3 separate regions of the Homo sapiens genome follow, and all the other regions are linked to region 2. Evidence: read pairs that join two places in POLR2A ChIA-PET (ENCODE). Cell type or tissue: MCF 10A. All regions are shown on one strand.

Region 1 (2,500 bases), 450 kb before region 2:
TTCCACTCCACCCATCAATTTCCTTCTACTGCTCTCTGATAGCCTGGGAGAATTGAAGCATCTTGTTTTGGCTAATAATTCTCAGAATCCACATATGTACCTGCTGATATTCAAACAAACCACACCCAAAGGATGTGAGGCCTTGGGGTGATCTTATTTTCACAGCTGCATCATGACTGCACTTTCAATGCTAGCACCTAGGGAGGCTGAGGTTCAGGGTACAAACACTAGATATCATCTGAGCAGATTGTGTGTCCCTCTTAACAAGCATGCGGAATCTGACTTGGGGTCCTTGGGATGAGTTCCGTGGGGTCCACTGGCACTCTGAAATTGTAATGTAGTTTCATTACAGGAAACAATTCTCAGCATTTTGAGGAGTCAAAGATAGGCTAGGTCACAGCCACAGAGAGGGACAGACTATGTGTCCTCTTGGAATTCAAGCCCTGGAAAGCAGTGAGTGACCCAGGGCTTCCACACATGGGGAAAATCTCTAGTAAAAGCGCTCTTTGAATTCCATTAATGCCATACTCTGTTCTCTGATTATCCTAGCTTTGGGAGGACTTCCTTTCCCCTGGGCCCTGATAATGTTTCTTGTTAGTGGCACTCAGCTGATAGTAAATGCCTGATACCCTCACTCTTTCATGTGCCAATGTAGTGCTTCCTTCAGTAGATTGAAGCCCATTGCCTTTCTTACATATCTCCAAATTAATTCACTTGTATTCCCAGGGGAGTGGCTTTCTTAGTAACTCTATGTCACCCAATTGAATAGCATATTCAAAGATGTTTACCTTTGAAGGTAGGGAAATGTGTTGGAATTTGCCTGGGTCTGTCCAGTCATGGAAATCACTGAAGACTATTTTGGATTTACAATCAATAGGCAGATGGAAGAGGAGAAGCTGAATCAGATTATCTAAGTTTCCTTTCAACTGTCAAGATTTAAAAATTCCAATTAAAAGTATGTTTTCCAAGATGGAAGGAAATGAGGACCAAATGCCAGCTCTGCTGTGTGCGGAGGGAGAATTGGCCAAGAGCTGAGATACTGGGAATCAGGCTGGGTCATTTTGTACCAGGTTGTGATTGGGGATATCAGGTGTTCTGTGGCATTTATTCCTCATGTTGATGTTATCTCACATGTGTGGAGTGTTTTATGATTTTCTTTCATATTTTATTCTTGCATCAATCCTATGAGGTAGGTAGGATTAGCTACATTCATAGAAAAATGGACTAAGTTTGATATTTGTAGAGAGAAACTTGAGTGGCATATTTGCTTTCTTTGAGGGCCTTGAATGGTGGTGGACACTCTCTTTCAAGAGGAGAAAAATGGGTTCTTTTCAGCCTTGACTTGACTTGACATTGGGGGACATTCCCTTCTTCCTGAAAATCTCTCCTGCTTCCATGATGCAACTTTTTTCTGGTTCTCCTACCACTAAAATTTCAGATTTAAACTGTCATCCCTCAGACCTCTGCGTTCTTTGGGTGGAGATGTCAAGTAGACAGTTGGACACACTGGAGCTCAGAGGGGAAGCCAGGCTGGAGTTGGGAATTCAGGAGCCTTCCACATATGGATGGTCTTTGCAGTCATAGCACCAGGTGTGCTACATGGGTAGAGAAGGAAGGAGTGCAGTAGAGAAGAGGGAAAGCCAGAGCTGGGCTCTGCAGTGCTCTACCATTTAGAGTTCTGGCAGAGGAGGAGGAGCTGGCAAAGGGGACCAAGACGGGGTGACCAATGATGTGGAAGAGAAACCAGGGAGTGTGGCATCCCAGAAGCTAGTCTAGTGGTCAGGGAGGACCTGAGAAGACTTGCTTCTAGGAGGAGGCGCTCACTGTTGTCGGACATAGAGTAAGCTGAGGAGCAAGAGATGAAGATTTGGCAGCATGAAATCTTGCGTTCACAAGATCCATTCAGGGCACGAGCTCATGTGTCCTTATGAATTCAGCTGCCACCACTGGCTTTCAGTTTTATATCTTTGGTTCTGATTTATCTCTGGGTTTATACTTATTGCTTTTAATTATAATTACAGCTGAGAGGGAACAAAGTATAGTAGAAAGAGCATGGTCCATAGTTTCAGATGGGTCTGAGCTTGACTGTCACTTACTAGATGTGTGCCCTTGGGCAAATCACTTAACTCTCTGTGACTCAGTTTCCTTATTTATAAAAATGCGAACACCAAAGTGCAGTGCACAGGCTTTGAAATGGGGATCAAAGAGAAAATAGTTATGATAACACAGCTCATTTTAAATCACTTCTATATTGCCAGTTCCTTGCTTAGAATCTGACACATAGTAGGCACTCAGTAAATCTCTGTTCCATAAATGAATGAAATGGCTGGCACTAAGTAGGTGGTCAGCAAATGTTCCTTTCCTTTCTTTTTTACTTCCTTAAATATTTTTTTCTATATTACAAACGGATCCAAAACTTAAACTCTTAGTTTATTAGGTGTGTAGTGTATTTTCCCCTTTTTATTGATAATTTACCTATGCCCATTCATAATCATTAAAT
Region 2 (2,500 bases):
TTGACCTAAGTAACTTCTTAACTTTCTGTTTTTTATAAATTAAAAAACGCTGATATAAAAAATAATGGACTAGGGCCAGGCGCGGTGGCTCACACCTGTAATCCCAGCACTTTGGGAGGCCAAGGCAGGCAAATCACAAGGTCAGGAGTTCAAGACCAGCCTGTCCAACATGGTGAAACCCCATCTCTACTAAAAATACAAAAATTAGCCAGGCATGGTGGCACGTGCCTGTAATCCCAGCTACTTGGGAGGCTGAGGCAGAAGAATCACTTGAACCCAGGAGGTGGAGGTTGCAGTGAGCCAAAACCACACCACTGCACTGCAGCCTGGTAACACAGCAAGATTCCGTCTTAAAAAAAAAATGGACTAGGAGGCAAGACCTTCAGGATTTCAATCCCAGCTGCTGTGCTGAGAGTTATTATCACTTTGTGTGCATTCTCCTGGTTCAAAGCCAGTGCTCAGTAAATGATATTATTCTTATTGTCAGTCTCTCTAAATGGCGCAAATGTCCGTTTCTCATAGTAAGTATAATAAGACAGACAACACACTTACCAGGAAGGGGAATTCTAAGATTAGGAAGACACAGCAGGTAGCTTTCAGCCAATATCTCAAGAATAGAATAGGAAAAATTCTGGCATCAGAGCTGGCTTGAGCCCTAAGATGGCCAGTTATTTTTATTTTTCAACAGCTTTCTGTGTTGTAAATTAAAAGTAATGTTCACTTTTAGTCAGTAGGTTTTTCTTTAGCCTAAATTACAGTCTTTTAATTAAAAGTATTAGCATGCCTTCCTTAAAATTATTACTAGTTAGTGACTTCAGTTATAAGAAATTTTATGTAATTATTTCTATGACACACTAGTCTTGTGGATGGCCTCATTTTACAAAAGAAATACAAAAGGCAAAAGCGGTACCTCAGTGGCCAGGATGTACAGAAACAGACATGCCCAGCCTCTCGATGCAAATTCTTTCCTCTAGGTGGCACTGGGGTACGATTGTATTCTAGGAGCTATATCTCATATTTTTAGTAATGGGGTTCATGAGCACTTGTTATTAAACTGAACAATCACACTCATTTACAAGTGATAAGGACCAGAACTGATATCAACTGATTAAATATTGTGCTTACCCTAAAAACCATTCCAGGAAAACGATATGAAGTGATTTGAGACTCGTTGGTTCCAGTTTTATATGCCATAATACTCTCAATTCACTTCCACTATAATTGAGCTCACATATTCAAATAAAGAAGAAAGAACAACTGGGCATGGTGGCTCACACCTGTAATCCCAGCACTTTGGGAGGCCGAGGTGGGCGGATCACTTGAGGTCAGGAGTTCGAGACCAGCCTGGCCAACATGGTGAAACCTCATCTCTGCTAAATATATGAAAATTAGCTGGGTGTGGTAGTGCGCGCCTGTAATCCCAGCTACTCAGGAGGCTGAGGCAGAAGAATCGCTTGGATCCAGGAGGCGGAGGTTGCAGTAAGCTGAGATGACACCACTGCACCCCGGCCGACTCTGTCTCAAAAAAAAAAAAAAAAAAGTCACAGAAAATTGAGCTCTTTCACTGAAGTTTCACCAGCTATTACAATGCCATAAAATGACGGATCGCTTAGCCCACACTCTCTGAGGATAATGTTTGGACTTCCAGTTGAGATCCCTCATCCGCATTCTTTCTTCTTCAAATGCATAGAAATCTGGGTAAAGTTAGTTATTCACTAGTATATACCCAAGCTCAGAAGCAAGAAAGAGAAAGTGCTAGAAGAAAGAGAAAAGAAGGAACCTTACAGAGTGGGCAGGTTGGAGGAAATCTCCAGCTGGCCTGTAAGGGAGGAAGCAGAGGCAGATGGAGAAACACCCTGGGGCAGGCCACCCAAAGGCAGAAACTGAGGATGAAAGAGCCAAGGAGTGCAAGCTCCTGAAGTGGGCCTGGCCCAGGGTGGGGAATTACTGTTACTACTTCAGCAAGAAGAAAATTTAGCCCAGAAGGGAGAAGAGTGCATGAAGCAATGAGCTTAAAACAAACAACAGAAAACTTGGAAACTCTAAATAAACACCTATCTCAAATATAAAAATAACAACTCCTTTTGAGATTACAAACAAATGTGGAACTAAAATAATAGATAACAACATGGAAGATGATAAGTGGATTCAAAGGGAAGTTACAGCATTCTAAGGTCGCTGTTCATGAGTAGGATAAAGATATTTATTAACCTTAGACTTTGTTAGAAAAATAAAAATTATATATATGTGAATAGAAATAGAACTTATATTAATAATTTCTAAATCCACAGAAGAATAAGGGAAACTTTTTATAAAAAGAAAGGAAAGAGAAAGAGAGAGAAAAAAAGAAAAAGCTCTTTTAGTTCAATAGAATGCAGTAAAGAAAAAATAAGAACTTGGCCAGCATGGTGGCTCATGAATCTCAGTACTTTGAGAGGCTAAGGCAGGAGGATTGCTTGAGCCCAGGAGTTCAAGACCAGCCTGGGCAACACGGCGAAAC
Region 3 (2,500 bases), 220 kb before region 2:
TGCATAGACTCAGTTGCCTATTGAGAGAAGATCGTACAGGTTAGCTCTGTGTCCATCTTCAGATGTGGTGCAAGGTCACTGCAGAAGTTTTGTCTGAAGACTCCCCCAGGCAAATAAGCTTCAGCACACACTACCCACATGTCCTCACCCTGTTCCTGGCAGGTGCATAGTTGACAAGTTAACGTCCTAAAAGATGGTTGAGCTTGTGAGAAGAAATTTCCCCTTGGAAATACCCATGTTTAGAAGGAAGGAGAATATATATTCAAAAGTAAATCTCTTGCATTGTGTAGAATTGCCGCTGTTTTGATTTCATTGTGATTAATTCATATCGTGGGCATGTTTCATAGATTTGAAGTAGCATCATTATTTATTAATAAAAGCAAACAATCACAACGGACCATAGTTTGAAATAAAGACATCTGATTTCAGGTTTCTACTATACCACTTCATAGCTTTTGATGTTGGGCTGGTTATTTAATCTGTCAAAGATTCTATTTCCTCAACAAGGGCATGGGAATAATATCTGATGATCAAATGAATCTATTTATTTATTCATTCTACCTGCACTCATTGAGCACCTACTACATAGTGTGAGACCGAGGAAACATAAAAAATCAATGGGAAAGAAAGCTCAAAGCAAATGTCATTTATCTCTAATATTTGCTTCCATTCTGCTTAAAGGTCCCAAATTCCTGTTCTGATCCCAAGCAATCATTTCTACAACAGCCACCCCCAGTGGCGAAATGGATGGAACACAGACCCTGCTCCTGGGCAAACACTTTAAAATTAGTCAGGTCATCTTTCTAAGTGGAAACCCATTGCCGTATATCTGATGACAAACCCTCAGTGATGCTGCAGTCTGGTGCCTTAGCTGCTCCATCGGACTGGAGAGCTTGAATATTAGAAATAATCCCTCAGATGCATGTGCTTCTGAGCTCATTTCTTTTAGATGAGAAGGGGATACCAAATGTTGCTGAGCCCCAGTTTTCTCACCCACCAAATGGAGGACATAAAAGCTCTTATCTTACAGAGTTTTTATCAGGACATGAAATTAAACATGTGATGTGCTTAGCAAGTCTCTAGTGTGTAGTAAGTGCTCAATAAATCCTTATTATTATCATCATAAACCTCCACATAATACCCACATTTCAACTTGCCCTTTCATCTCAGTAAATTGCTCCATTTCCATGAATGCTTCCTCAATGCAAAGATGTTTCCTTTCCCTGAGATCTAAGTCAGAGATATGACTGGATGAGAATGTGACCAGCAGCTTCTCTTTGGCTACCAACAGGGTAACTTCTGTTTGGAAACTTTTATTCATTACAACAAGCCACCTGGTTCAAAATCAATAGTGTGAGAAAACACTCTGTAGGGAAGAAGGATTTCATGGGAAAGAGTTCATGCCACGTCATAGGCTTTGACTGTTTCTCCTCCAAATATCCAAAGGCCAATGTCCTACCCTAGGGAAAACAAATGGGAGGCTCTTGGCACCCAGTCTGGCTTTGCAGTATTGAAAAAAGGCATATAACTTTTCAAATTTCCCCGTAAGAGGGAATAAGAAGTGTGGAGCAGATACCTTCATAGAAAAGGTCTGAAAGAGCTTCAGAATCCCTAGCTGACTGGTAAAAATGTCTCTCCCAAAGCTATTCAGTAAATACTGGAGGAAGTAACTGCTTTTTCAAATGTGAAGACAGCAACACAAAACTTCAAGAAACACATAAAATCAAGGGAACATAACATCACCAAAGGAACACAATAATTTTCCAGTAACCAATGCCAAAGAAAGTAGATATATACAAATTGTCTGACAAATAACTCAAAACAATTGTTTTAAGGAGGATCAGCAAGCTATAAGAGAACACAGATAGACAAATAAATGATATCAGGAAAACAGTATGTAAAGAAAACAAGAGGTTCAACAAAGAGATAGAAGTCATAAAGAACCAAATCAGGAGCTGAAGAATTCAATGAATGACATGAAAAATAAAATAGAGAGCATCAGCTTAAGCAGAAGAAAGAATCTGTGAACTCAGAGATAAGTCATTTGAAATTATCCAGTTAGAGGAGAAAAAAAGAAAACAGAACAAAAAGAAATGAAGAAAGCCAAAGAGAAACTTCATAAAGCTACCAGCAGATTTCTCAGCAGAAACCTTGCATACCAGCAGAGGGTGGGATGACATATTCAAGATGTGAAAGAAAAAAAACTGCCAACCAAGAATACTTTACCCAGCAAAGTAGGGGGGCACATAAAGACTTTCCCAGACAAAACTGAAGGAGCTCATCGCTGCTAGACCTGCATTACAAAAAATTCTAAAGGGAGTTGTTCAAGCTGAAATGAAAAGATGCTAATTATAACATGAAAGCATTTGAAAGTGTAAAACTTACGGTTAAGGATAAGTATATAGTAAAATTCAGAATACTCTATAACTGTAATGATAGTACATAAGACTTGTAACTCTAGTTTAAAGGTTAAAAGGAAAAAGCATTAAAAATAACTATA

Evidence for each region. ChIA-PET counts read pairs that join two places held together with the same protein. Peaks named below come from ENCODE experiments on the same cell type or tissue, not always from the same donor. Only the 100,000 strongest peaks of a DNase experiment are listed, where the experiment ranks them.
Region 1: POLR2A ChIA-PET joins it to region 2 with 5 read pairs; 2 of 35 experiments call an interaction of 5 or more read pairs at or near these places.
Region 3: POLR2A ChIA-PET joins it to region 2 with 5 read pairs; 2 of 35 experiments call an interaction of 5 or more read pairs at or near these places.

What each region holds. Positions count from the first base shown.
Region 1 is chr6:159,181,963-159,184,462 of GRCh38, forward strand. The region is part of intron 1 of FNDC1 (fibronectin type III domain containing 1); the gene reads left to right. Among named protein-coding and RNA genes, the nearest start is that of FNDC1-AS1, 13 kb to the left of the region's middle. In MCF 10A, no CTCF peak of the experiment used is centred here; no DNase peak of the experiment used is centred here.
Region 2 is chr6:159,632,419-159,634,918 of GRCh38, forward strand. LOC124901450 (a long non-coding RNA gene) reads right to left here and starts at 1,304. Exons shown (of 2, transcript XR_007059840.1): 1 at 1-1,304. In MCF 10A, a CTCF peak has its summit at 969 (motif pointing right); a DNase peak (open chromatin) is centred at 973.
Region 3 is chr6:159,413,520-159,416,019 of GRCh38, forward strand. No RefSeq gene overlaps it. Among named protein-coding and RNA genes, the nearest start is that of LINC02529, 31 kb to the left of the region's middle. In MCF 10A, no CTCF peak of the experiment used is centred here; no DNase peak of the experiment used is centred here.